Regions from separate parts of the Homo sapiens genome. Here region 2 is linked to region 1. A link is a loop called in an ENCODE intact Hi-C map of the cell type or tissue named here. Cell type or tissue: mammary epithelial cell. All regions are shown on one strand. Links, peaks and the distances in the headings refer to the core of each region. The heading gives the core; the rest is flanking DNA.

Region 1 (15,848 bases), core at 8,568-11,067:
GACTTAGACCTTCTTATGTATTATCTCACTTAGACTTACAACAAACTTGCAAAATAGGTATTATTAACCACTTTTGACCGACAAAGAAATTTGAGGTTGTTAAAACCTCCTAGGCTTGTCTAATTATTATTGAGGAATCTGGGATTCAACCTAATACTTGTTGACAATTCCAGGGACTATTGTAAACACAGGAGGAAGTAAAAAATATACAAAAGCAAGTATCAAATTTTATTGATAGAATGTTTTGTGAGTTATAAAGGGAATATAAACACATATGTATTCAAACACAAATAAATTGTGTGTGTATATTCAAGTTTTAAAAGGTAGTTTCAGCTTTACATAATAGTATTACGACTTAATAAATCAGTAAAAATTATTAACACACTAAATTTTTATTGTAGACTTTCACCAATTTATTAAACTCTATTAAGGGGAAAGAGGAAAGGTCCTAAAATGTCCTTAATTTCACAGAGAGCATTAGGATTATATCTGTGCTATAGCTGATGTATAGGCTTCACTTTAGTTTGCCTTCCAGATAGGAGGGGGAAGCACAGAGGGGAATGATAGCTAGCAATGTTGTATTAATACTGATCCTGATTATTGTATTTCCCAATGCAGCTCTCATTTGCTGAATTAAAAATTATCTAATAATTTAGATAATTAGCTTGCATTTCAGATGAACCCAGTGTCCCTTTATGAGACTTTTATTATTTTTGTTGTGACAGTGATTATGGTGATGTTTAACATTTGTTTTTCTCTAACTAAGTCACAAATACTCAGCAGCTGACTTTTAAAAGTGATCAGTATTTTACATAGAAGATTCAGGGAAGCACTGGTTCTTGAATCTCTGATTTGGGCCTTAGATATGTCTCCTTCATGAAACAAAGGCCTCTAGATACTAAATAGACTCATGAGATATTCCAAGCTGCATCTAGCTGATAGATGTTAGAGAAAGCCTGTAGTCCTCTCTATGGGCTTCGCAGCGATTCACTATCCTAAACAATTATGATTTTATTTTTAGTATTTGGTGAAGTAACAAGAGCAAAAGATTAATGTATATTCAATCTCTACAGTATTTTAACAAGCCAATTAAACCAGATATGTTTATTTTTAAAATACTCTGTGTGTACATGTGTGTTTCTCAGTAAAACTCTGGAATCAATCTCTCCACTGACTGCCCAATCCTGTGGCTTAATGAGAAGTTCAACAATGCAACAAATATACATGTGAAATCTACTCTTTGTTTGCCATGCAGTTTTCTATGTTCTTGGGAATTATTCATCAGTAAAACTGATAATGATTTATAGCAAAAACACAGAGTTGATAATTACCACTTCTCTCAACTCCAGAATTGTAGTTGTGAGTTGTCTCACTCCTGCTAGCATCAAGTATGGCTTTATATTCAGCATGCCCTTGGTGGGGCAGCTCCATAGTCTGTGTTTGTCCCATGGTCACCACTTTGTGCTATGAAGTTTAAGCCATTTAAGTTTAGGTTTATCCTTTCAACAAGATAGTGATAAATCAATTACAAAAGTATATCGAGAGGAGAAACCACCATAAGAAAGCATTTGATCTCTTGATTTTCACATATGATATAATAATAGGACAACTCAACTAACACTGATGAACGTTTTCCATAATGTCTGAAGTCCAAAGAAGTTGATCTCATGAGTTTTCTATGTTATGGTTACGTCCAATACTGCATATAATTTTTTTCTGAAATGCTTGAAAGTTGTATGTGTTCTAAAGTATATTGATTCAGACAGAATTAATGTGATAATGAACGGAAAGACAATTGATGGTTTTCTGTATTTCTTGTGACAAGATCCTGCCTGAACTGTAGTAGTTAGGAAACTCTTTTAATTTTGAAAAATTAGAAATAATTAAAGAAGTGTCAAATAGGCAATGCCTGGCTCTTTAGATGCAAAGAAAAAATAGATTATAATTAGCATGCTCCTTATTTGATGTTTTTGTAAACTTTGGAATGAGTTTATTCTCAGAACTTTTAACCTGATAAAATAACAGTTTGCCAATATTTTTGTTATGGCTGCAACAACTGTTGGAAATTTAATTGGCATGGTGCTACGTTAATTCATTTTATAATTTATAAATGCACTGGCAAGCTTATTATTAATTTTAATGCCATTATTCCCAAAACAACTAGCTGTAATCAAACTCTTTACTGAGTCTTGGCGACCTTGCCAATACAAGAAACTGGTTATTCGGATTACTTTTTTTTAGCCAAGAGTCCAGCACTTTGTTTTCAGTGGGCCATCCTTCCTTAAAACATTTATGAGTAAAGCATACAATTTTTTAGAAATAGATAGAAAAAAATGTGTTTGTTCTAGAAACGAATCAGCTGTGACTGATTGGAGTATAGATTTATAGTGTCCTTCCCTATATTTCTTAATGCCTTCATATATAGTTACCTACAGCCAGAGTTGTTTTGTTGTCAAATATATATATATATGTGTGTGTATCTTATTGTAATAATAATAAAAGTAGCTAAAAATACATTTTTTCTGTAACATTTCTGGAACCATTCTGGAACTGGTACAAGGAAGCAAAGTATCTATTTTCTTTACTACATTCATATTATATGGTTACATAAAGTTCAAGAAACTGGTCATCAAAAGTCATTGAGGAGTACAGGCCACAGTGTGCTAACAATAATTAAGAAACTTATGAGGAAATTTTAAAACTGTGATTGTGAAGCCAGTATAATTATATGTTTTAGCATATATATACGCAAATATATATAAATGCAAAGACTGAACCTGTATGTAAACTGTAGTATTTGGGTGATAGTGATGTGCCAGTTCATTAATTGTAGCAAATGTCTCACTCTGGTGGGAAATGTTGGTAATGGGGGAAGCTATGCATGTGTTCAGAAAGAAGGTGTATGGGAAATCTCTGTACCTTCTTCTCAACTTTGCTGTGAACCTAAAACTTCTCTAAAAAAAAAGTCTCTAAATATGTATGTATGTATGTGTGTGTATATATACATATATATACACACACATGTATATACATATACATTTATATACATACACACATATACACATATACATTTATATATATAACACATATATATATAAAATGTGTGTATACACACAGACACACATACATCACATATCCTTATAGAAAGTTAAGAAATGTGTCACTTGCACTGCTCCTTTTATAAAAGTAATAATGTACCCCTCTGCAACTCAGCAGAAAACTTTCATGGTCAGGATACTCAGGATTTTTCAAGACGAGTAACTAAAACTAGGTAGATATCTAGAGTTTAATATTAAAAATTCCACTTCCAGAAATAAGCATCCAGGTAATTTCAAAAACCTTCATTCTGAGAACAAATAAAATATACTTAAAATAAAAATATCAATTTGAAGGTATCTAAGAGCCGACAAGGCAGGGAGAATTTGCAGGACTAACATCAAAAGAGAAGAGATGTCAAGAAGGTTGTTCTCAACATTTCTTGGCCTTTTTCCTCTCCAGGGCATTACAGATCAAAAAGAATTAACTAAAGGAGTGAGCAAAAATGATAATATTCAATTTTGTTATGAATAAATCAAACAAGAATGCATAAGATGGATCATCGCTCCCTGAAAAACATTGAAATGTTGAATGAGCAATGCATTTTTAAAATATTAACAAACATTTATTAACCACCTACTATTTGCTAGGATCTGTTCTGGATATTATGGATATATCAGTTAACTAAGCAGCCAAGAACCTAAGAATTCATGGAATTTAATATTGTGGCTTATAGAAAGAGCCAAGAAACAAAATAATAAAGCAAAACATAAACGATGGTAGAAAATAACTTGGGAGTTAGAAGGCATAGAAGGAGAATACACATTGCAAGCAGCTGTAATTTTAAGTGGGTGTGTTAGGAAAGATGTGAAAGTAACATGTGAGCAGAGATCTGAAGAATGTGAGAGAGTGAGACTTGAGGCTATCAGAAGAGAACTATCCAGTCAGAGGGACTAGCAATGCACACACCCTCAAATGACAGTGTGTCCTTGGCGTTTAAGTTACTAGGAGACCAGTGCAAGTGAGGGAAGTAAGCGAGAGGGAATTATTAGGAAAAAAATACTGGGAATGAATTACTAGGTCTTGTTAGTTATCGCAGATCATCGGCTTCGAATTTGAGTGAGATGGAAGCCACTGAGTGTTTTTAGGAAGGGAAATAACTGACTATATGTGACAGGGCAGAGTGGTTATGTTGAATATGGACTGAAAGAGGGCACAAGCAGGGACAATGATTGAATTTTTCAGCTAAGAGATGATGGTGTCTCCGCCCAGGACATAACCATTTTCTCATTAAAAGTGAATAGAGATAGGATATACTTCGAGGGTAGAGCCTATAGAATTTTCTGATTGAGAGAAGTGCACTTTGAGAAAAACAGGAATATGACGATGATTCTAACTTTTTGCCCTGATGAACTGAAACGATGATATTGCCAGTGTATGTGATGGAGAGAAAGCACAGTTCTCAAGTAGTTCAGACAGGATCTAAACTTTTAACGTGTAAAGATGTGATGCCTAGTCAATGTCTCGGTGAACAAGTCAAGTAGGCAGTTGCTTATAGGAGTTAGTAAATCAGGGGAAAGTTTGTAAACATAGATATAAATTTTGGAGTCACTGGCATAGGCATGTTATACAAATATATTAGACCAAACGCAATCACCAAAGGAGTCAATATGGGAAAGAAAAAATAAGCCAGAGTCCTCCATCTTAATTTTAAAATGTTGGAGACTGAGAAGAAGCTGCCGAAAATAGAGAAAATACTCAAAAGGAACTAACTACACTGAGATGGATCTTTTTAAAAAATAAAAACTATTTTAAGTTCAAGGGTACATGTGCAGGTTTGTTATACAGGTAAACTCATGTCACGGGGGTTTGTGGTACAGATTGTTTCATTACCAAGGCACTAAGGCTAGTACCCAATAGTTATTTTTTCTGATCCACTCCCTCCTCCCATCTTCACCCTCAGGTAGACTCTGGTCTCTGTTGTTCCTTTCTATGTCCAAGTGTTCTTATCATTTAGCTCCCACTTATGAGAACATGCAGTATTTGGTTTTCTGTTCCCGCATTAGTTTGCTAAGGATAATGGCCTCTAGCTGCATGCATATTCCTGCAAAGGACATTATCTCATTTTATAGCTGCATAATCTTCCCTGGTGGTTATGTGCCACATTTTCTTTATCCAGCCTACTATGGATGAGCATTTAGGTTGACTCCATATCTTTGCTATTGTGAATAGTGCTGCAGTGAACATATGCATGCATGTGTCTTTATGATAGAACGATTTATATTCCTTTGGGTATATACCCAGTAATGAGATGGTGGGGTCGAATGGCAGTTCTATTTTAAGTTATTTGAGGAATCATCTTGTTGCTTTCCACAATGGTTGAACTAATTTACGTTCCCACCAGCGGTGAATAAGCTGAACTGGATTCTTTACTCCAGATAGTCTGAGAAGCTCTGTTCTAGTAGACTGTCTCCTTGCAGGTCTCTAATCATTTTTCCTTCAGGCTTATGGGGATTCACTACCAACCTTTTCTAATCCAGAGATTAGACCTCACACTTTGTCTCCTGACATGATCATCTTATAAATAGTACCTTTTGGAAAAAGAATCAAGTGAATCATCCATTTCTTCCTCGGGCCTAAACAATTTAATTTTTATTTTAATATGAAACTTGTTATTGCTTTTAGCTGAACAAATATGCAATTCTTGGTAGAGGTTGAAATAAGCTCACATATATTTTATTTTCAAGTGAAATAAGTCCATTTCCATCCTGCCTGGCTCACAGAGCTTGTTAAACAAAAAGAAATTCGCTTTCATGTATGGAGTTGAAAACTGCAGCAAAATGTACATTGTTTTCACTGAAATCCAAAACTTGTCTAGAGGCAGATCAATATTTCTCATCTGGAGTACATTCATAATGAGATTTTACCTCACAAAATTCTTTGTCTTCTCACAGTGTCAATTTCTGAGGCCAAGCAGAAGTTTCACTGAACAGGTCTGTCATCTGGTTTCACACTTGTGTTGAAAAGCGGGAATATATTTTTCAGTTTAGTCCTGAAATTCTTTTAAGTGGTTTGGTTTTCAGCAAGATTTGAGACTTCCTGATACCCTCTTCACTCTGAAGCCCACATGAGAATGGAAATATTTCAAAATTTCCTATTGAAACGTGTCCTTCCAAAGATTGGATTTCCTTCTACATCCACGTAAAGTTAAAACATTTTCTCTTGTCTCATTTAGAGACTACCCATCTGGTTGATTTGATGAGCCATTTTTGCTAAGTGGGCTACATCCAAAGCTGCCTTCAGTCTTCAAAGCAAACAAAATACGTGTTGTACTATTTTCCTGGAAGTGTTCCAGCAATTCACCTTTCCCTTAAAATATCCTGGGGAGAAATCTTTCTCTGCTAAGCCACTCATTTATTCAATGTAGCAGAAGAATTATGCATTCTCTATTATGATTTCCACATAATTGTTTGACAGACTTAATTGATCAGCCCTTGACTGTTTCATAACATCATCCCAAACTATTTTTTTAAATTTCATACCCAAGAGTTTTTGACAAGAGCATCTTTCTGCAAAGAAAACATTCTGTTTCAAAAAATCAGGACTTTAATTTTACTTTTTCATCCAGAGAGGTGAAACTTGTTGCAGAAACAAACATTGATGGGCACCATGAAAGCAGATGCCAATGCAGATTTTCCAAGATATATCTTTTGTGTGTAGATATAAAAATAAAACATAAATCATACCTACCCCTCTCATTGTTTGGGGCAGCTCATTACAATGGAAAATAATGTTGAATTTCACCATTGTTGGCAAATTTTACAAACACTACAATGTGACATTTATTGATAAAATCATTTGGATTATTAAGTTAAGTATATTAATTATTTTTAGTTGATCACACTGAACTTCCTTAGCATTGTCAGTGTGTTCAATACATTTATGGTACTGTGTCCGGAACTGGTGGGTTCCTGGTCTCGCTGACTTCAAGAATGAAGCCGGGGACCCTCGCGGTGAGTGTTACGGTTCTTAAAGATGGTGTGTCCGGAGTTTGTTCCTTCAGATGTTCAGATGTGTCTGGAGCTTCTTCCTTCTGGTGGGTTCGTCGTCTCACTGACTTCAGGAGTGAAGCTGCAGACCTTCACTGTGAGTGTTACAGCTCTTAAAGGCGGCACGTCTAGAGTTGTTCGTTCCTTCCGGTGGGTTCGTGGTCTCGCTGGCCTCAGGAGTGAAGCCGCAGACCTTCACAGTGAGTGTTGCAGCTCATAAAGGCAGCATGGACCCAAAGAGTCAGTAGCAGCAAGACTTATTGTGAAGAGTGAAAGTACAAAGCTTCCACAGTGTGGAAGGTGACCCCAAGCGGTTGCCGCTGCTGGCTCAGGTGGCCTGCTTTTATTCCCTTATCTGGCCCCACCAACATCTTGCTGATTGGTCTATTTTACAGAGAGCTGATTGGTCCATTTTATAGAGAGCTGATTGGTCCGTTTTGACAGCGTGCTGATTGGTGCATTTACAATCCTTAAGCTAGACAGAGTGCTTATTGGTGTGTTTACAATCCTTTAGCTAGACACAAAAGTTGTTCAAGTCCCCAGCAGACTTTTAGCTAGACACAAAGTGCTGATTGGTGTGGTTACAAACCTTTAGCTAGACACAGAGTGCTGATTGGTGCATTTATAAACCTCTAGCTAGACAGAGTGCTGATTGGTGCGTTTACAATCCTTTAGCTAGACAGAAAAGTTCTCCAAGTCCCCACCCGACCCAGAAGCCCAACCAGCTTCACCTTTCAATAGCATTTCCCAGGGGACTTTGCGGCACCTCTCCCGGGCACTCCGGCAGCCCAGAGGGAGCTGGTCCCCCCATCAAGCCCAGCAGGCGCCAGCCGGCCGTGCTGAATGCAGGGCCCACGGAGCCCGCGCCCACCCGGAACCCGCGCGCGCCCAGGCTCTCCCTCCACACCTCCCCGCTAGCAGAGGGAGCCGGCTCCGGCCTTGGCCAGCCCCAGAGAGGGGTCCCCATAGTACAGCGGCAGGCTGAAGGGCTCCTCGAGCCCGGTCAGAACAGACACCGAGGCTGAGGAGCAACCCAGAGCGAGCGAGGGCTGCTAGCACGTTGCCACCTTTCAGTACTGTTTGAGAGTGGGATCTTTTCGTGTTCTCACACTGCATTTTGTCCTAATATTTTATTCAGTCTAATTTATATGTGAATTTCTTTACCAGTTGTGTTATGTCTTGTCTTTTTTGTTTTGTTTCCTCTGCTGGGCAAAATTTCTGCTAATAAATAAATTACTTGTTCCCCAACCTTTTTCATAGGAGGTAACTTTTTTGGTTTAACAAAAATCTTTAAGATCCCAACAGGCTCTCAAAATAATCAGTGCCTTGATTCTTCAGTAGCCCTGGGTTGTGCTTGGGAATTCTTGGCTTTGCGGGAGCCCTGGGTGCCTTTGTACACTTTTTTCACAGATGGTTCACATTGGGACAGGGCAACGTGGGTTTCTGTCCTATATAAACCCCACTGGTAAGTGGCCCTGTTTGTAAACCTGGCTTTCATGGTCGCACTCATGAAAGGAGATGCAGCAGATGGGTTGAAATTCTGCATCAATAACCCCATTAGAATTGCCCATTGGCTGAGACCTGTATTCCTCCTCTTGTGTGTCATATCTTGCCCCAGTAGCACACGTTTGCAAAACCCAGCTCCTATGAAAATATGAGCAGAAATATAATAAGTAAATGAGAAAACGTCAACAAAATGTTAAACAATGGCAATGAGATTCACCTCTGATCTGTATGATCCATGTCTGCAGGTTGCGCAGTAAGAACATATCAGCCATGGAGGAGCAGCTGAATTATAGCACAGAAAAAGGCCTTTGTTAGTTTGTAAATTCCCCTCCTACTTTGTTTTACACTAGAAGGCTTTGCCTTGTAAACCACAGGTGTGTCAAGGGAGCTTGGGAGAATAATTTTGAAGAGACCAATATTGTCAGCCTATTAATCTGCCTCTTAATCTTTCCTCTGAACAAAGCACCACTCACCACCAATCAATGGGCAACTCTCTTTCTTTCCAAAAAAACTAAGAATGAATTTAAGCAAGCAAACATGATTGGAATGCACACTGCCAGGGAGTACTGAGAGACTTGTAACAAAATAGCTAACAGTGTATCACCCTGAGCATCATGAAACAAGCAAAGTAAAAACAAAGAGTGTTTTTAAAAATCATCATTTCTTCCAGAAGCCCTTAGAGAATATGGAACCCTAAGGGTTGAACAGAAACCCCATTGAAACACTTTCGCTTAGAGGGAAAAACAGAGTGCATTCTATCTTATTTTTCTCATTGATGTGTATGTGTGAGTTTTCTGGGGATGGAAGCTGGGGATTTCAATGACACATTTAGTTGAATTGTTCAGGAGTAAAAAGAGGGGAAGGCTGCACCAAAAGGAATATAAGATGTACATGACACTCTTTTTTTGCAAATCACTATGAATTAAAGTTGTTTAAATTATTTCAAAGGCAGTATAAACAGATTTGTTAAGATAGTAGATTTCAAGGTAAACAGCACCGTGTTGTGCAAAAATTCTCAGAGTCTTATCATAGCACTTCATATTATCTGTTGTCTGAAAGTCCATTAGGGCTGCTCAGTGTGCATGTGTGTGAAAGTGTGTATCGGCATATGCATGTATTTAAACAGCAATTTGGATTACTCGACAATAAAATGTAAATAAATATGTGGAAAGCAAATGCACCCAGAAACCCAGAAAGGCACCAGGAAATCCAAATTTTCTGGTTTTTCTGATAAGTTTAAGGATGTGTCACAGTTCTTAGTGTATCCACCAGATGGCGGGCTTCTACCATTAATCAGTCCACCGTTCCAGATACCCAAACATTTGCGGTGGATTAGTAAGAATGTGTGAACAGCAGTCATCTTTAGAAGAACATATTATTAATTTAATCACATATTGAAACAAGTAAAATCATTTATAAATATCTTTAATGTTTTGCGAAAATAGCTTTTTGTCTAATTCGTATTTAGTTTATCTTGAGTTTAGCCAATAAATAAATAAATAAGAACAATTGAAAAGTAAATCTCTCCAGAACACTACCTTAATCTCATCATAATTCTCCATATTTTAGATCACCAATCTACACTATTTTAATTTACAGAAAAAAAACTCACAAACAAGCAAGCAAAAACTGGCTCAATTGTTTCAATGCTTTTATAATACTTTAGTTTTAAATAGGGCTTTCAGAATTTCAAAACACTTTCCCCTCATTTGTCCCTCATAATGTTCTCTCAGAAGTAAATCTTGTTTGAGATAAAAAGGTACCCAAGGGAGTTTACATCCCTTGCTTGTAGTAATACATTTGATTTCAGAATTAGAATCTAGAGTACCCAATCTTAGAACTATGGTGCCTCCTTTCAGTTGTTTTCGATTTTTTTTCATGAAATGTTCATAAGTTAAGAAAACAAAATGTAGTAAAGTAATAATCACCAGTGCTTAGATTTATCAAGGGAAATCATAACAAAATGCCAAATCACAATTTATCAAATCATAACAATTGCAGTATTTCTTCAGTTTTCACATTAATATTATAGAAAGAAATCCAATTATTTCTTCTAAAACCAGGCCTTTCTCCCATCCCGGAGGTAATATTATGAAGGTAATCACCATTCTAAACTGAGTACTTAGTTCTCATGTGCAACTTTTATAATATTGCTAATATATTTAAGCATTTAATTAACCATGTGGATTGTATCATAGTGCATTACTATTTGTGAGGTTCTGCAATATGCATTTACAGTCATGAGCCACATAATGTTTCAGTCAATGACTAATTGTTGAAGGTCCTTTAAAGTCACATGCCCTAGGGACCTCTCGATGATCCTGGCCCTGTGTAGGCCTAGGCCAATGAGTACATTTGTGTCCTAGTTTTCAAAAAAAAAAAAAAAAATAGTTAAAAAAGTAAAAACATAAAAATTTTAAAAAGAGGAAAAAGCATGTAGAATAACGATGCTCAGAAAGAAAATATTTTTGTGTAGCTATACAATGTGTTTAAGTGTCAAAAGTTTAAAAAATTAACAAGTTTGTAAAGTAAATAAGTTACAGTAAGCTAAAGTTAATGTATTATTGAAGAAAGAAAAACATTTAAATAAATGTGGTGTAACCTTAGTATACACTGTTTCTAAAGCCTCCAGTATGTGTGTAAAGTGATGTCCTAGACCATCACATTCTTCACGACTTATACACTATATCACCTAGAGCAACTTCCAGTCCTGCAAGCTCCACTCAGGAGTGCTCTAAGCAGGTGTATCCTTTTTTAAATCTTTTATGCTGCATTTTTACTCTACATTTTCAATGTTAGTTATATATAGATACACAAATACCATCATGTTACAATTGCCTACATTAGGTTGATACATAGTTGATACATAAGTTGATACATATACCTCTGTTTCCTTATTTTAGGAAATTATAGAATTTCCTTTTACAACTATGACACCACTATAGATATTCTTGTTAATGTTTTTTTTACTTGATTCCTATTTTATAGAAATGTTATAATTGATACTGTTGTGAATATTTGCTTATGAACAGATGTAAGAGTTTTGTGGGGGTTTTCTTGAATGAATATATAGAAGTAGAATTGTTGATTACAAGAATAAGTGCATTTTCTACTTTAATGTATATTCCAAATTTACTTCTAAGGCACATGAATTTTATTAAACTTACTATCTCTTGGCTATAAGAAACTTCTAAAATTTTGTCCATAAAGTTGTTTGTAGTCATGAATTTCTTGTTTCAAACCAAATAAATACAGTCAGAAGTCCATCACGTAAAACAGTGTTGTTGGTTGAATTCTGCCACCTTGAAAAGGATATGTTTAAATCCTAACCTCCAGTAACTCAGAATATGGGCTTATTTAGAAATAGGATCTTTAGAGAGGTAATCAAGTTAAAAGTAGGTCATTAGGATGAACTCTAATCCCATATGACTGGTGTCCTCAAAAAAAGGGAAATCTGGACATAGAGATAAACATTCCCAGAGGGAAGATGATGTAAAGCAACACAGGAGAATGCCATATGGAGATGAAGGAAAGGAACACCGGAAAACGCTGGCATCACACCAAAAGCTGGAAGAAATTCCCCGACAGGTTTCTGAGAGAGCCTGGCCCAACCAACAGCCAAAATCAACACCTTGATTTAGGACTCCGAGCCTCCAAAACTGTGAGACAATATATTTGTGTTGTTCAAAGCCAGTAAGTTTGTGGCACTTGGTTACTACTGGTCCAGAAAACGAAAAGAACACTGCAGGTTTACCGCTCCTTGTGTGCACACACTTCCCAGCCGCCGTGCTGTCTAACACGAATCTATACACTGATGTGAAGGGATTTGGAAGACATGAAGTCCAAAATCGACTGACTTTAAAATAGGGAGAGTATCTGGGTCTAATTAATGACTTGACCCCACTATGTGAGGATGGAGGGATTGAGCCATGCGTCTGCAAGAAACCCGAGATTGTTGGGAAACCAGCAGCCAGGAACGAAGAGAAGACAGGAACACGTTCTCTTTCACAGCCTTCCGAAGGAATGATCCCTGCCAGCATCTTGATTTCAGACTCCAAGCCTTCAAAACTGTGAGAGATTCAGTTTAGGTTATCCTAAAACACCCGATTTATGGTTCTATTCATGGCAGCCCTAGGAATCTAACACACCATGTAAAAGTGGATCTGTATCCATTGTTGTTTATGTACAATGGAATGCTTCTCAGCCATAAAAAGAATGAAATCTTGTCTTTTGCAGCAACCTGGATGGGACTAGAGGCCATTATCTTCAGTGAAATAACTCAGAAACAGAAAGTCAAATACTGCATGATCTTAAGTATAGTTGGGAGCTATATAATGTGCACACACGGACTTAGAGAGTGGAAATACAGACATCAGAGACTCAGATGAATGAGATGGTGGGATGGGGGTCAGGGATGAGAAATTACTTAGTGAGCGCAATGTACACTATTCAGGTGATAGTTACACTCAAAGCTCAGGCTTCAACACTACACAATGTATCCAGGTAGCAAAACGGCACTTGTACTGTCTATATCTATAAAAATATATTTTTATATATAAAAAGTGGATCTGTTTTCATCGAAGCCAGTTCTGGAGCTCAGCAGACAAAATTATTTTTCCTCATTCCTACCTCACATCCAACCCTTTTTGTTCCCTGAATTTCTCAGAAATATATTTGAGAAACACTGGAGTAAACTGTCTTTAAAGAAACCTTTCCTTTTTAAAGCTTCTACCGTCAATAACGTCGTGTAACAGAGAATAACACAAAAGCTTTCTGGAATCTATTGTAAAGATTTATGGTGTTATTCTAACTAGATTAGCCAAAATACTGTGCAAGAAGTGTGTGTGTCTATTTATAAAAATATGTGTACATTTGCCAGTTGAACCTTGCTCTATTATGGTGGAAAAAGGGATTATTCAGACGATTTTTGATACAATTTTAAACTTTATCTATCCATGGGCGAATCACTCTCCTGAAATCACACAACCTCCTTCCCTTCACCGCCCCACAATGACCATTCATTGTTTGATACAGAATATCTTCTGTCCTGGTCTCCATTGTATTCATGATTAAGACTGGATATTTCAGCCTAAAGAACGTCAACCCAAGAACCATACTCTGTGTAATTTGGAGAAAATTTTACCATCTGAAAATGAAGATAAAGACTACCTCATGTTAAATGGCTGTTTAACCCCAAAGAAACACATGAGATGTAAAGAACATCAACCCAAGAGCCAGACCTATGCAATTTAGGGAAAATTACTTCTACATTCATAATTGTACCATCTGAAAATGAAGATAAAGACTACCTCTTAAGTTAAATGGCTTAATATATGTTTAACCCCAAAGAAAAACACGAGACACATATTGTCTGATGAATATTAGCTATATTTGTGCTATGTAAATGTTAAATTTATCTGGTATTGCTTAGTAGTTTTAAAGCATATATGGTATCAAACTATATGTGTATTTATCTATTAATTTTTTATGCATCAATATATAAGAACTAAATTTAGCACGATTCTCTATTTCCACAAATTTATTTAGTATTTTTAAATCCTGTAAAAATTTTAATTTAGAGTAAATTTGTTACTGAAGTACAAATTAGGTAAGATATATCATTTGGTATTAAAGATTGTATTTTAATCTTCTGTTTCTAAACACACTGGTGAAGTGGTTAGAAGCTTAGGGAGATAGGATTTATCAACAGCATCAAGTATATGTTTTCCAATGGGAGAAACGGTTTTCATTCATTCAGGCTACTATAACAAGCTACAATAGACTGGTAGATCTTTTTCATTCATCAATGTATAGACCAATTTATAATTTCTCTTAATTCCAGAGCAAATATGAATGTTTCGATTGAGATTACATGAATAACTTATATGTATGGGCCGGGCACAGTGGCTCACACCTGTAATCACAGCACTTTGGGAGGCCGAGGCAGGCAGATCACCTAAGCGCAGGAGTTCAAGATCAGCCTGGCCAACATGGTGAAACCTCAATTCTACTAAAAAATATATATAAAAAAAAAATTAGCTGGACATGGTGACATGGTGGCATGCATCTGTAGTCCCAGTTACTTGGGAGTCTGAGGCATGAGAACTGCTTGAACCCAGGAGGTGGAGGCTGCAGGGAGCTGAGATTGTGCCACTGCACTCCAGCCTGGGCAAGAGAGTGAGACACGGTCTCAAAAAAAAAAAAAAAAAAAAAGTGTATACATGTATTTATTCAATCTTATTTTAAAATACTAAATAACTTCAAATTCCCCTTCCTTTTCAGAAGTGTTCTTTTTAATGATGGCTAATAAAATATTAAACCTCCATATTTAATATAGTTTTACAAAATAATATTCAAGTACTAAAATGTTCTTTGGCAAAGAGTTTCATTCAAATAATCAGTTGAATGTTCATTAAGCCTGACAATCTGTTTTAGTTCCAGTGGTAGAAGTTTTATCATGCTAACATGGGGTCAGTATTTTCTCTGTTGTGGTCCTTAACTGAAAAGTAATTTATTTCCTCATATTTCTTGTCATAAGTGGTATCATTTGTATTGCAGCATGACCTAAGCCAGGCAGGTTTTCAGTTTGTTTTACTAATAAGACATATTGCTGACATGTTCTCAGATCTTGTCTGACAAATGAGCTTAGTGAGAGTAGTAGCAAAACAAAGAGCTGATACTATTTTTCTTGCTTATTAGCTTCCAAACATCTCAGAATACAGACATAAAGTGAACTGCAAACTGCTCAACATATCTCTAATTGCTTTTGTGATGCTATTCAAGTGTATTAGTAGAAACTGCAGCAATGGCTATCTTTGGCCATTCTGAGTGCAGTTGTTTAAGGCTGGAAACCACAGAATCAATAACTACTAGACTTTTTATTTAATTAAAGACGAGAGAGAAATAGTACCTCCTGTTAAAAAGTGCCTTGTATTTCTTATTTTCTTTCAGTAAAAATCAACCTCTTGGACCAGCAGAAGGTCAAGACCTGCCCAACATGATCAAAATTAGAAAGTTTTAACTCATCCTTCTAAACTAAAATAAAAGGCAAAAAGATGCCTCATTCCTATTTAAGGATTAAATGTGAAAACTCAGAAGGTTATACATAATCTGAGAGAAGATAGCCCTCTACTGAGAACAGGTTGGAAATATATACTCTGAATATTGAATTTTACTCTTTAAGGCTGTCTGAAGTAAGAATGAGTGCGGATAGCTAAAGTAAGCTTATAGCAATTAAGAAAATTAGCTAAATATTAA
Region 2 (15,848 bases), core at 7,599-10,098, 630 kb after region 1:
TTATGAATCCCTTGTTAGATGGGTAGTTTAAAAATTTTCTCCCATTGTGTGGGTTGTCTTTTCACTTTGGTTATTGCTTCCTTCACTGTCTGTAAGCTTTTTAACTTGATGTGATCCCATTTATTCATTTTTGCTTTGGTTGCCTGTACTGGTGAGGTAACGCTCAAGACATTTTTGCCCAGACCAACGTCCTGGATATTTTCATGATGGTTTACTTGTAGTTTCATAGATTGAGGGCTTAGATTTAAGTCTTGACTGCATTTTTATTTTATTTTTACTTATAGTGAGATATAGGGGTCCAGTTTTATTCTTATGAATATGGATGTCCAGTTTTTCCAGCACCATTTATGGAAGACACTGTCTTCTCCTCAATGTATGTTCTTGGCACCTTTGTCAAAAATGAGTTCACTGTAGATGTGTAGATTGGTTTCTGGGATTTCTATTGTGTTCCATTAGTCTATGCGTCTGTTTTCATGCCAGTACCATGCTATTTTGTCTACTATAACTCTGCAGTATAATTTGAAGTCAGATAATGTGATTCTGAAAGTTTTATTTCTTTTACTTAGAATAATTTTGGCTATTCTGAGTTTTTTTGTGGTTCCATATAAATGTTAGGATTGTTTGTCTATTTCTGTGAAAAATGTCATTGGTATTTTGAAAGGGAATGCACTAAACCTATAGATTGCTTTGGGTAGTATGGATATTTTAACAATAATGATTCTTCCAATTCATAAACATAAAATATTTTCCAAGTTTTGGGGTCCTCTTCAATTTCTTCTGTCAGTGTTGTAAAAATAGTTTGCTTTATAGAGATGTGTCACTTCTTTGGTTAATTCCTAGGTATTTAATTTTATTTGTGGTTATTGTAAATGAGTTTACTTTTTTGATTTCTTTTTCAGATTGTTCACTGTTGGATATAGAAGTTCTACTGATTTTTGTAGGTTGATTTCTGTATATTGATACTTAACTGATTTTTTTCAGTTCTACTAGTTTTTTTAGTGGAGTCTTAAGGTTTTTCCAAACATAAAATCATATAATCTGCTAAGGAGGACAATTTCACTTCTTCCTTTCCAATATGCCTGCATTTTATTCCTTTCTCTTTTCTGATTACTCTAACTAGGACTTCCAGTATTATTTTGAATAACAGTGGTGAAAGTAGGCATCTTAGTCATTTGTGTTCTGGATCTTAGAAAAAAGCCTTTCAGTTTTCCCCCTTTTAATATAATATTAACTGTTGGTTTGTCATGTGTGACTTTTCTTATGTTAAGGTATGTTCCTTCTATGCCCAGTTTCTTGAGAGATTTTATTATGAAGAGATGTTGAATTTTATTAATAGCATCAATTGAAATGATATGGTTTCTGTCCTCCATTCTGTTGATATAATGTATCGCATCTCCTTTCCTTCCCTCCCTTTCCTTCCTTCCTTCCTTCTTTCCTTCCTTCCTTCCTTCTTTCCTTCCTTCCTTCCTTTCTTCCTTCTTTTCTCCCTTCCTTCTTTCTTTCCTTCTTTTCTTCTCTCTCCTTTCTCTCTCTCTAAAGCCAGCCACCACCACCCCAGTGGCCACCACCACTAGGACTTCACTGGGTCAGACCCAGACTGACTTCAGAATCAGAGCAGCACTGGGTCTTGCTCAAGGCCTGCTGTAACTACGCTCTGGCTACTGCTTATGTTTGCTGAAGGCCCTGGGTCCAAACAGCAGGTGGCAAATCCAGCCAGGCCTGTGTCCTTTCCTTCAGAGAATCAAGCTCCCCAGGCCACAAGTGGGTCCAGAGGTGCTGTCTAGGATCCAGGATCCACAGTCAAAAACCTTAGAATTCTACCTGGTATTGTATTTTATTGCAGCTGAACTGACACTAAAATCACAATACATAGTCCTTTCTATCCTTTTCTTCCCTTTTGAATGGCAGGTGACCCTCGTCTCATGGTCACTGTCATCACAGGCCCACAGCGAGTACTGCCAGACTACCACCAATGCTACCTTATGGCTCAGGGATTCTTCAGTCAACTTGTGGTGAATGCTACCTGGCCTGGGACTCAGCCATCAGGATAGTGGGCTCCCCTAGGGCAGGTCCAGAAATGCTGTCCAAGAGCCACATTCTGGAATCAGGAACCTCCAGAGCCTGCTTACTGCTTTAACCCTCTGTGGTTGAGCTGGTACCTAAGGTGCAAGACAAAGCCCCCTTTATTCTGGTCTCCACTTTTCTCAAGTAGAAGGAATCTCACCTTGCAGTCGAAACAACTGGGAATGTGCTGAGTCTGACCTGAATCCAGCAAGTTTCAGAGTTTCGCCAAACGCCCTCAACGTAGTGCCTGGTTGTCACTGCTGGTTATTCAGGGCCCTAGAGCTCTTTAGTTAGCAGGTGAGAATCCTGTGAGGACTGAGTCCTTTACTTCAAGGCAGCAGCTTCCCTTCTGATCCAGGGTGTGTCTAGACATGTTGTCTAGGAGCTGGGCTTGGAAAAGGGACCTCATGACTCTGACAGTTACCCTGGGTTGCTGTAGCTGGGCTAATATCCAAGAAACAAGACAAAGTCCTCCCCACTATTCTCTTTTTCCTCCTTAAGCAGAAGGAACGGGTCTCTTTCGGAGCCATGGGCTGTGCAGCCCAGAGTTAGGGAAGAGTTGATGCCAGCACTCCTTTTTAGCTTTTCAGACTGGTGTCTCAGTAGGTCACCTGTCATTCCAGTGCGTTGTCTCTGGGCTTAGTTCAGCACTAGGACTCACCTAGGAGTTGCAATCTTTGTGGTCTAGACTACCTTCCAAGTTTATTTAGGGCCCCAGAGAATTTTATCTCACAGTGGTGAAGCTTGTAGGAACTGAAGTTCCAACTGCTGGGATTCATAACTCCACCCCAGCTGGTTTAAATGCTCCCTCTGTATCAGTTGAGTTTGGTTTTGTTTTACTTTCTGCTATAATAACGTAGCATTGAGTTCAACGACTCATAATTGCTGCACTCTCCCTCTCCCTGGTGCATAGAAGTGATCTCTGTCCCATGCTGCCACTGCCAGGGGATAGGAGAGGGATGGTGTTGGCGATTCAGGACTGTTTTCCCTATCTCTTCAGTGCCTCTTTCAGCAACATGAAGGTAAAACCAGATACTCTGAGTGCTCATCTGATTTTTTATTTTCATGAAGGTGCTTTTTTTTATGTGTGTGTAGATAGTGGTTAAATTGGTGTCCTTGCAGGAGGAACAATTCATAGAGTCTTCTAATCTGTCATCTTGCTCCACCTCTCCTCCTAGGTATTTTTAAGTTTTATTTTATTGCAGAGTTTTCTGTTTTGTTTGTATTCCATAGTTGCTATGTTAATACATATAAAACTTACTTTCATGAAGGAAATAATCTTGATAAATTTTCACAGCCTAAGTCTACTTTATTCAAAACTTTACTGTACTATTGACAATACAACAAAATGATTATTTATACCTTTAGTTTATCACTGATTTAATATTATTTAAGTTTCACAAAAAACAAATTACATTGACCCCACTTCAATTAATAACTTCCATTGTATGTTCTTTATGTTTGACAATAAATAATTATAAAGCATTAGGTGCCCAAGTAAAGGCATTTTAAAGATATGTGTTTATTATAAACCTTAATTCAACTTCCTTAGTATTTCTTATCAAAACAGAAGCCTATATTCTTGTGAAAATGACTAAGGCAATACAGAATTACATGTAACGTTTTTAGCACACAGCTTATTATCAATACATGTAAGTTTTGTAATCTGGCTTTGAATTTCTAATATATTTGACACCCATGCCTTTCTACTACACGATTTTTGAGAATGATATTAAAAGGTCATATTGATTTAACTTTGGTAGTCATCTATATCTGTCTATAACGGCTGTGGACCGTTCACCAAGGCTTTTGCTCATGACCTTTGATGTAGAGGCAGCCATGCATAGACAATTGCTGACAGAGGTCAGGGATCAGCCTGTGACCACTGGTCAAGCTGTCTCATCAAGCACAGATGGCAGCTAATATGCATTATAATATGCCAAAGGGAACACTGTTGTTAAAATTGCTACTGCATTCAACAACTGTTGCAGAATTCCTCGTATGTATAGTTATTGCGAACAGTGCTGGTGGTTTTGAAGGTAGAATATCTTATCTTGCCTAAAAAACAAAAGTAATGTATGTTGTAAACATATTTGTTTCCTGCTTTCAAATATGTGTAGACACACATAATTGTTTTTGAGCGACATTTTATGTAATATTTGAAAGCTGTATCTGCATAAGATTGAAGTTATATGTTTAGTATACATCTGTTGCTTTGCCTTCGTGGAACTCTTATTCTAGTAACAATTTTTATTTTTTTTTAATTTTTGGAATGATTCCTTCGTCTTCCTCAATGTATGCAGTTTAAAATAGCCTAATTTCACTTGCCCATGTCTAGGGATAATAATAGCAAAAATTAAAAAACTGCATGGTAGATACATTCTAAAAATTAGATATTAAAATAGCCTTTCATTTTTCTTCTTGCTCTGAGCAAGAAGAGGAAAACAAAAAATAAGCATGATAAATATAAAAATTTTAGGAAATATGTTAGAATGTCTCTTGTGAGGATATAAACTGTAATGCAATTTGTATTGTTCAGATTAATGCATTTAATATCCTGTAGAATTAGGAAGAGTCTATTTCCTTTCATGGATATAAGATTGTACTGCCAAGCCATAGAGAAATAGTGTTAGACTCAAGCATTACATATTTTAACTATGTTACTCTAGACATCTATTTCTTATATTGGAGAGAATATGACAAAATAATCATATTCTTAAAATATGAAACATCTGTCAGAGTAAGAAAAAAAGTATTTCAGAAAACATATTCTGCCATACAGCCTTCCAGCTTCCAATTTCACCTTATCACAACAGGCCTATGCATGCAAAACAGCACCCAAGGTTGAACTATATCTCTGAACTATTGTTATTTGGCCATTTGTACATGTTTTTCTTTCCTATTTTATTAAATGTTCTTTAGGGTAAGCGGCTATACTTGGTACTTTTATTGAGCCTAGTTATTTACTATTTTAAAAAACTTTTGTAAGTAATTTAGCATTTCTTTCCTTATAAGATACATTCTTGACTTACATGTTACCTCTTAAATAACATAATTTTCCTGGTGTTATTGGGAATGGATACTATCTTTGGACTCACACCACTGCTAACTTCCTGAGTCTGAGCTAAGTGACTTGAGATTTTTTTCGTGTGACAGGTGTGCAGAAATGTCACTGGGCAGATGGAAGAGCAACATTGGTTTTCACCACTATTTATCAGCAGATGGGAAGGCGGGTGATTTGTATATCCTTTTCCTCGATCAATTAAGTAACTTTTGGCAGGAATAGCTTGGATATTTTCTTAAAAATACATATTTTTGTTCCTCTAAAACCAGTGGTTGGGAAGAGTTTTACAAATCAATCTTCCACCATGCATTGCTTAATAAGGAAGATATGTTCTGAGAGATGGGTTGTTAGGAGATTTTGTTGTGTGAGCCTCATAGAGTGTACTTACCCAAACCTAGATGATGCAGCTTACTGTACCTGGGCCATGTGGTGTTGCCTATTACTCCTAGGCTACAACACTGTACAGCATGTTACTTTACTGAATGCTGTAGGTAATTGCAGCAAAATTACAGTAAAAATATGGTGTAAAAGATAAAAAATGGAATATAGGACACAACACAAATGAAGCTTGCAGGACTGGAAGTTGCTCTGGGTGAGTGAGAGGGTAAGTGGTGAGTGAATGTGAAGGCCTAGGACATCACTTTGTAAACATTTAACACTTAGAGTACACTAAATTTATTATTAAAATGTATTTCTTCGATAATAAATCAACCTTAATTTATTGTGACTTTCTTACTTTATATACATTTTAATTATGTAGCTTTTAGACTTTTTTGTAATAACTCTTAGCTTAAACACAAACACATTTTGCAGCTGTACAAAAATATTTTCTATCCTTGAGTCCTTATTCTGTAAGCATTTTGATTTTTTAAGTTATGTATTTCTTAAAGTTTTTGTTAAATACTAAGACATAGGCACACACATAAATGTAGGCCTACACACAGGGTCAAGGTCATCAATATCACTGTCTTCCACTTTCACACCTTGTCTCACTGCAGGTTCTTCAGGGGTAATGACACACATGAAGCTGTCATCTTGTGCCTTCTGGAATACTTCCTGAAAAACTTGCCTGAAGCTGTTTTATAGTTTACTATTTTAATATAAGTAGAAGATTACATAAGTAGAAGGAATATATTCTAAGACAATGACAAATAGTATAGTATAGTAAATTCATAAACAAGTAACATGGTGGTATATTATCATTTTCAATTATTATGTATGGTCCGTGATTGTATGTGCTACACTTTTATACAAATGATGGCTCAGTAGGTTCCTTTACACCAGCACCGCAGCAAACACACGAGTCATGCATTGTGCCACAGCATTATATGATAGCCAAAATTCATTAGGTGATAGGAATTTTTCATCACATTATAATCTCACAGGATTGTCTTTGTATATGTGCTTTGTAGTTGACTGAAACTTCATTATGCAGCGCAAAACAGAATTTTGCTATTTAAATAAAAACCAATCACAAATGCTCACATCTCACTAACTCAGGCCAACAATTAATTTGCTACGCTGCTACCAAATTAACTTTCTAAAACACAGATAAGATAAAACTGATAACCTGTTTAAACATCTAGAAGCATCCCCATTGCATTCAGGATAGAATATATACATACACATACATACATATATACATGCACATAGGCACACATACATACACATACATATGTAAAACAAAGATCAAATGAAAAGGACATTTGCCAACATAAGTGACAAACGTGATGGAATGAAAAACTGTATGTAAATGTTGGTCATAATTATTGTCATGGTGAAACTTTTAGGTTATTATGGATTTCACCTTAGATAATCACTCATGGAAAGTGATTAAAATGCAATTAATAATAGAGGTTTAAAGTCAAATGGTTACCAACCTGTGTAGATCCCCCCTTTATTGATAGCTGCTTTACTAAAACAAAGTGTCTCATTCATCTTCTCTCACTTATTAAGTTGTTAATCCATTCCAGAAATCACACATTTAATTCAGCATTTGTTTGTCACCAGATGTGTGAAATTTGTTGATAAATACTGTGATAGTATAGAGACTAAATAAAAACCAAACGAAAATATTGTTTCTCTGTTTTGAGGAGCATAAATAAATATGGTAGAAGGGGGGATGTAATGAAGAGGTTAATAGAAGGAAATGATAGCCAGATTAATGACTCATGATAACTGAGTGGGCAGGAGTATCATCCAATAGCGAGAGCTCTAAGAACCTAGATAAGAAAAACTTCCATGCACCCCACTTACCTCCGTCAGCTGACCCCTACCATTCCTCTTCCCCCAGCACTCAGGGAGGCTTCACAAGCACCTGTGTTGGTAACAAAAGTACTCTATACTTTCTACTATTGTTTATAATTGTTTCTACCACACTCTGTCCACATCAGCACTGCACCACCAATTTAGTTCCAATTTCTCATTCCTTCCCAATCCTTAAATTCACTGTGGCCTCTACAATTTCCATTTAACAGCAAAATATGCTATTTCTGCAGTTGTCTCTGAATATTACTTTCTTGCTGAAATATTTTATTCCTGTTATATTTTTTGGTGATTTCCCTATCAACAGAGATAATCATTCCAATTCTGTGGTTCTTTAGTTACTTGAGTCTCTCCTTCAATTTTCATTTCCACCAGCCTATCTATTCATTTTCCTGGTCACACCTGGTTTGTCATTATCAATAACTGAATTACTTCATAAGCTCTAATTCTAATTCCCTCTCCTCATTCTTTGATCATCACCTCTTTTGTTTCTGATTCACTTCCTTTTTTCTTACAATTATAGTAATAAGCCATTCAATATAAATATTTTTATGTACTCATTCTTCATGATGCAGCTTATTTTTATGGCCTGTCATTAAAGCCATTTTAATGATAAAAGTTCAATTATTCTGTTCCACTTTTTTCCATTGTAATATTTGTCATAAAAAATCCTGTAATTAAAAAGCCAACTCTTTGCCTGTTTTGCATTACATCCATACTTGTATAGCTAAATATGGCTGACAACAGCCAACAAAGACATACAACCGTGCTGACATCAGAGTTTTGTAGAGGTTAATAAGGACAATAAAATTTTTGAGCAAAGAGTAAAACTTCGTGCATGCATATTTTATTAAACAATTATAAATTGCCCTTTAAAAATCACCAGATAGATATTTGGAATCCCCCAGGTAGAGAAAATGAAAACAATAGCTTTCAGACTCTCTGACTTTCGTAGCATTCTGATTGCTGAATGTTTCAAATCATGCAAAAACATACATACTATTTCTAGGATATAATCAAAATCCATATGGGGAGCAATTACTAAAAATCCATTTAGAGGTGTTTATAGGTTCTCTGTATCTTACTTTTATATGCTTTCCAGAAATACAGTGCTTAAAAGGAAGGCATGTGACAGTAATATCCACTGCTGTCTCAAAAAAGTCTCTCCACAATTTTTGCTCAATAGTGCAACCAACTGGTCCTTAGTGGAATGTGTTATGCCATAAAGGATTTTGTCAATCACCCACTTAAGGTTGTCTGGTGCTACCAAGGAGACCTTTTGGTTTTACCAGATTTTATAAAATTCAAGGTTTTTAAAAATTGTTTAAAGCAACAAGTTGTAGTGAATATGGTAAGTATGTAGAATTATACATACAAACACACACACACACACACACACAAGACCAGGTAGATAACTCTATATGATTAAAAGATTTTGATATTTCCCATTAAGGACCACAACATTAATTATAAGTAGATTATACAAACTTATGGATATATATGTTAACCTGTAGAGTAACCATCATGATATAATACAAAGATACAGAGCTAAACATTCCAAAGATAAATTAAATAGAATTTTAAATATTCAGTTACTCTCAAAGAAAACACAGAAGGAGAAACAGAAAACAAGAAGCCTAAAGGAAATCAATTATAAAATGGTGGAACTAAATTAACTGCATTGTTAGCTACTTTAAATTTTATCAAATTAAACACTCTAATTAAAATATTTTCATAATGAATGAAAAAGCAATATCAACTATATGCTGTTTGCAAGAGACATGCTTTAACCAAAACAACGCAATAAAAAAGTACATATGATTGAAAATTAAACTGTGCAAAGTAAGTACTGGAAGACTGGAATGACTATATTATACCAAATAAATTTGACTTCCAAAAAGGGAACTGGAGAGATGGAGGCAAGATGGCCGACTAGACCAGCTAGGAGGAACATCTGCCACCGAGGGACTGGGAGACCAAGAAGACTAATGCATTCTGCAGAGATCCTTGGAAGGAGAGCATTTAGAGCAAATGGAGGGAAAGCACAAATGCTGGGCTGAGCAGAGAGAAAGTTGAGAACCATGCATGGGATTACAGCACACGAGGACTTGTTCCTGGCCACCAAAGACTCTTGTGAGTTGAACAGGTAGCAACCTGCTCTGTCCATGGGCCTCTGGAATCCTGGCAGCAGTAGACACAACACCCCCCATGGACACTCGCGCTGGGACAGAAGAGCTGCTTAGAGAGGTGGAGGAGGCAGGACTCCAGCCTGTGTGGAGCCCGGAGGTTTTGGTCCAGCAACCTCTGCAGTGGAGCATGGCCAGGGACACCCTAGGGGAACTGTCAGACTTGAACAGAGCAAGGTGATGTTGCTTGTTAGATGGGGCCAGTTCAACCTGAGAACCCTTCTGTCTGGTGGCCTCTCCAGGGACTCCAGCCTGGCCATGACTGCTTGTAATGCAGCCTCAGTAGCCCAACTGTTGTGCCTCCCAGGGCCCACATCATGGCCCCTGTGCTGGCAGACCACACCTGACCAAAGGCAAGCCCCAGCAGAGAGGCCCCCTCTGCCACATACCAGTCCATACGTGCCCTCTTCCCACTGCAGCCTCCCCCATGCCACTTTGCAAGCATCCATTAACCCATGGCCACCCCATCCCATTATTTTGCTAGTACGTGTATGCACAAGTGAACCCCCCTTCCCCTTCCCCACTGGCAGGTGGGTGCACATGCAGCCCACCGTGTCATTGCTGCCAGCATGAGCACAGTGACCATCCCCATGATGCCGCTCCTCTGTGCTGCTGTTGCCTGCCTGAACAGGAGCACAGACACCAGTGACCCTGCCCCATGCACTGCCACTGCTGCAGGTGTGATCACTTGCAGGGGGATTGACAGATCTGTGTCTGCCAGGGCCCCACCCCTGTGGTGACTCCTTTGTGGATGCCAAGGCACACAGGGATGCTAGTGGCCCCAACCTTCATCCCCACTCCTCCTTTTCCACTCCCTGTGCCACCATCACCACAGCTGCCAATGGCCCTATGGAGGCTGGCAGCCTTAAGCCAGCTAGCTCCCCTCCCCAGCTGACAATCATGCACCTCCTTGTACTGCCAATTCTCACATCCCCACTTCTGCTGGCGTGTGGGAATGCGCACAGATTCTGCTACCACTGCTTGGTGAAGCGCTTTGGCTGGCACTACCCTTTGTAGTGTTATGGCTAGGGTCTGAGAATACCTGGGCTCCTTCAGTTGGCAGGTTTCAAACTTTGAGAAGCCAGAGAACAAAGCCGAGGGCTCAATACCACCTTCCCCGAGTTTGAGCACACATCCCAGAACGGCTGAGCTGAGCCTTGGCCCGCCTCAAAAATCTACCAAAAACAAAGCCAGTCAACTAAACCCACCTTATACCACAATCAAACACCCAAGGACATAAAAGAAGATAAAAGAAAAAAAACAACAACAACATGAAAATTCATCTAAAGGATAGCAACTTCAAAGACTAAAGAGACATCAGCCGGAAAGCTGAGAAAGAACCAGCTGAAGAACTCTGGCAACTCAAAAAGCCAGAGTGTCTTCTTATCGCCAGACGATCTCACTAGTTCCCCTAAATAGTTCTTAACTAAGCTGAAATGGCTGAAGTGAAATGAATATAATTTGAATATGGATAAGAACAAAGAAAATTGACCTTCAGGAGAAAGTTGAAATGCAATCCAGGGAATCTGAGGAATACAAGAAAACAATACAGGAGATGAAAGATGACATTTTCATTTTAAGAAAGAACCAAACTGAGCTCATAGAGATGAAAAGTTCACTTCAAAAATGTCAGAATACAAACAAAAATGTCAGAATAACAAGCATTGATAGCACAATTGACCAAGTGGCAGAAAGAATCTCAGAACTCGAAGACCTGCTCTTCAAAATAACACAGTCAGACAAAATAAATAACTAAATAGATAGATAAAAAAATAAAGAAGAATGAACCAAACCTCAGAGAAATATAGGATTACATAAAGAGACCTATATGTAACTCATTGGCATCCCTGAGAGAAAGCAAGCAACTTGGAAAGCATATTTCAGGATATTGTCCATGAAAATTTCCTCAACCTCGCTAGGGAGGCCAACATTCAAATTCAGGAAAGGCCGAGAACCTAGACCACAGGAAGACCATCCCTAGACACGTAATAATCAGACCCTCCAAGGTCACAATGAAAGAAAAAATATTAAAGGCAGCTAGAGAGAAGGAGCAGGTTACCTACAAAGAGAAACGCATCAGGCTAACAGTGGACCTTTCAGTAGAAACTTTACAAGCCAGAAGAGAATAGGGTGCTATATTCAGCATTATTAAAGAAAATAATTTCCAACCAAGAATTTCATCTCCAGTCAAACTAAGCTTCATAAGAGAAGGGGAAATAAGATCCTTTCCAGACAAGCAAATGCTAAGGCATTTTGTTACGACCAGACCTCCCTTATAAGAGGTCTTGAAGGGAGTGCTAAATAAACAGAAAGGAAAGGCTGTTACCAACCGATACAAACACACACTTAAGTACATAGACCAGTGAGGCTACAAAGCAGATACACAAAGAAGTCTGCCAAATAACCAGCTAGCAACATGAAGACAGATAAAATTCAAACATATCAATACTAACCTTGAATGTAAATAGGCTAAATGCCCCAAGAAAATGACAGAGTGGCAAGTTGGATGAAGACGAATGACCCAATGGTATGTGATCTTCAGGAGACACATCTCACACACAATGACACATAGAGGCTCAAAATAAAGAGGTGGAGGAAAATTTACCAAGCAAACAGAAAACAGAAAAAAGCAAGGACTGCTAATCTAATTTCAGACAAAATAGACGGTAAACCCTCAAAGATTAAAAAATACAAAGAAAGACATTACATAACAATAAAGGCTCGATTCAATAAGAAGACCTAACTGTTCTAAACATACATGCATCCAACAAAGGAGCATCCAGATTGATAAATCAAGTTTTTGGAGACATAGTAAAAGACTAAGTAAACCACACAATAATAGTGGAAGATTTCAACACCACATTGACGATATTAGACAGATCATCGAGGCAGAAAGCTAACAGTGATATTCAGGACCTGAATTTGACACTTGATCAAATGGATCAAATAGTTATCTACAGAAAACTCCACCAAAGAACAACAGAATATAGATTTTTCTCATCTGCACATGGCACATATTCTAAAATAGACCACATAATTGGACATAAAACAATTCTCATCATGTTCAAAAAAGGGAAATTCATACCAACCACACTCTCAGACCACAGTGCAATAAAAAAATAAAAACCAATGCAAAGAGAATTGTCCAATGCCATATAATTACATGGAAATTAAACAACCTGTTTCTGAATGACTTTTGGGAAAATAATGAGAATAAGTTGGAAATCAAGACATTTTTTCAAACTAACGAGAACAAAGATACAACATACCAGAATATCTAAGACACACTTAAGGCTATATTAAGAGGGAATTTCATGCTCATGTCAAAAAGTCAGAGAGATCTCAAATTAACAACCAAATTTCACAACTAGAAGTACTAGAGATACAAGAGCAATCCAACCTGAAAGCTAGTGAAGGACAAGAAATGACCAAAATTGAACCTGAACTAAACGAAATTGAGAAGTGAAAAAAATCATACAAAAAAATCAGTGAATCCAGGAGTTGCTTTTGTGAACAAATTAATAAGATAGACTCCTAGCTAGACAAAAAGAGAAGATCCAAATAAATACAATCAGAAATGGCAGAGTACAAGACCATGACTCCATAGAAATGCAAATCTACTATGCAGTTTTTGCAGAGATTAGTATGAATACCTCTATTTACACAAGCTAGAAAATCTGGAGGAAATAGATAAATTCCTAGACACATACAACCTTTCGGGATTGAACCAGAAAGAAATTGAATTCCTGAACAGACCAATAATGAGTTCTGAAATTGAATCAGTAATAAAAAGCCTGCCAACCAAACAATTTCAGGACCAGAGGGGTTCACGTCAAATTCTGTCAGATGTAAAAGAAGAGCTGGTACCATTCCTTATGAAGCTATTCCAAAAAATCGAGAAGAGGGGACTCTTCCTTAACTCCTTCGGAGTCCAGCATCATCCTGACACAAAAAATTGGCAAAGATACAACAATAAAAAAGGAAGTCTTCAGGTCAATAACCTTGATGAACATAGGTGCGAAAGTCCCCAACAAAATGCCAAGAAATCAAATTCAGCATCCCAGCAAAAAGCTAATCCACCATGATCAAGTAGATCTTATCCCTGGGCATGCAAGTTAGTTTAACATATGGAAATCAACAAATGTGATTCATCACATAAAAAGAACAAAAAACAAAATTCATATGATCAAGTTAATAGATGTAGAAAAGGCTTTTGATAAAATTCAAAATCTTTTCATGTTAAAATCCCTCAACAAAGCATTGAAGGTACATACTTCAAAATAATAAGGGCCATCTATGACAAAATCACAGCCAACATTATACTGAATGGGCAAAAGCTAGACACATACCCCTTGAAAACCAAAATAGGGCAAATGTACCTGCTATCACCACTTCTATTCTACAGGGTACTAGAAGTTCTGGCCACAGCAATCAGGCAAGATATAGAAATAACAGGAATCAAGTAGGAAGTGAAGATGTCAAAGTATCTCTCCTTGCAGACAATGTGACTCCATACCTAGAAAAACCCATAGTCTCTGCCCAAAAGCTCCTTGATATGATAAGCAGCTTCAGGAAAGTTTCAGGATACAAAATCAATGTACAAAAATTAGTAGCATTTCTATATACCAACAACACCCAAACTGAGAAATCAAGAATTCAATCCCATTCACAATAGCAACAAAAAGAAGAAAATATATACCTAGGAATGCATCTAACCAGAGAGGTAAAATATCTCTACAACAAGAATTACAAAACACTGCTCAAAGAAATCAGAGGTGACACAAACGAACAGAAAACCATTCTATGCTCACGGATAGGAAGACTCAGTGTTGTTAAAATGGTCATACTGCCTGAAGCAATTTATAGATGCATTGTTATTGCTATCAAACTATCAATTAATTCTTCACAGAATGAGAATAAAACTGTCTTACAATGTAAATGAAACTAAACAAGAGTGTGAATAGCCAAGGCAATCCTAAGCAAAAAGAATAAAACTTAAGGCATCACTTTACCTGCCTTCAAATTTTACTAGAAGCCGATAGTAACCAAAACATCATGGAACTGATACAAAAACAAACTCATAGACCAATGGAACAGAAAAGAGATCCCAGAAATAAGGCCACATGCCTACGACCATCTGATCTTTGACAAAGTTTGCAAAAACAAGCAATAGAAAGAGGACTCTCCAGTCATAAAAAGTGCTAGGATAACTGGCTGGTCATAGACATAGATTGAAATTGGACCTCTTTCCTTATGCCATATAAAAAAATAAACTCGAGATAGATTCAAGACTTAAATGTAAAGCCTAACATTATAAAAACCCTGAAAGATAACCTAGGAAACACCATTCTGCACATAGGACCAGGCAAACATTTTCTGTTAAAGACTCTAAGCAATTGCAAACCAAAACATAAATAGACAAATGAGATCTCGTTAAACTAAAGTGATTCTGCACAGTAATATAAACTATCAACAGAGTAAACAGGCAATCCCATAACCATTAAGCAGTCGCTCCCTATTTGCTCCTTCCCCCACCCCTGGCAAACACTAATCTGCTTTCTGTTTTTATGAATTTACCTATTCTGGACATTTCATACAAATAGATTCACAATATGTGAACTTTTGTCTGTTTTTTCACTTAGTATAATAATTTTCAAGGTTCATCCATACTTTAGCATAATCAGTATTTTATCCTTTTATATCTAAATCATATTTTGTTATGTAAATATACCTAATTTTGATTTTCTGTTTACAGTTGATGAACATTTAAGCTATTTCTACATTTTGGCAATTTTTAACAATACTTTTATGATCAACCATGTATAACTTTATTTTAACATCTGAGTTCTATTCTTTTGGTAGAATAACTGGGTTGTGTGATAATTTTTTATTTAATTTATTGAGGTACTGCTAAACTGCTTTCCATTCAGACAGTACCATTTTTGGATTCCCACCAATATGTAAGGGTTGCAATTTCCCCACTTCATCACCAACATTTGTTATATTCAATTTTTTAAAGAAATTATACATATCTTGGTAGATATGTAGTGGATTTGATTTCATGTCTCTAATGAGTAATGACATTAAGCATCCTTTCATGTGCTTGTTGACACAAGATCTTTTTAAAAAACATTTTTGATAATTATTTTTAAGTTCCTGAAAACTACAAACATACTCTGTATAATTTCAATATTTTCACATATATTGATATTTGTTTTCTACCTCTGTTTATAGTATATCCTGCAGAGTATACCATGTACCCTTAAAAT

Evidence for each region. Hi-C counts contacts between places; a loop is a spot of excess contacts. Peaks named below come from ENCODE experiments on the same cell type or tissue, not always from the same donor. Only the 100,000 strongest peaks of a DNase experiment are listed, where the experiment ranks them.
Region 2: it touches region 1 in a loop (6-fold over the local background); 3 of 110 quality-filtered maps call a loop at or near these places.

What each region holds. Positions count from the first base shown.
Region 1 is chr18:67,207,888-67,223,735 of GRCh38, forward strand. No RefSeq gene overlaps it. Among named protein-coding and RNA genes, the nearest start is that of MIR5011, 130 kb to the left of the region's middle. In mammary epithelial cell, for the core only: a CTCF peak has its summit at 9,840 (motif pointing right); no DNase peak of the experiment used is centred there.
Region 2 is chr18:67,836,650-67,852,497 of GRCh38, forward strand. All of the region lies in intron 3 of DSEL-AS1 (DSEL antisense RNA 1), which reads left to right. Among named protein-coding and RNA genes, the nearest start is that of LINC01903, 30 kb to the left of the region's middle. In mammary epithelial cell, for the core only: a CTCF peak has its summit at 8,590; no DNase peak of the experiment used is centred there.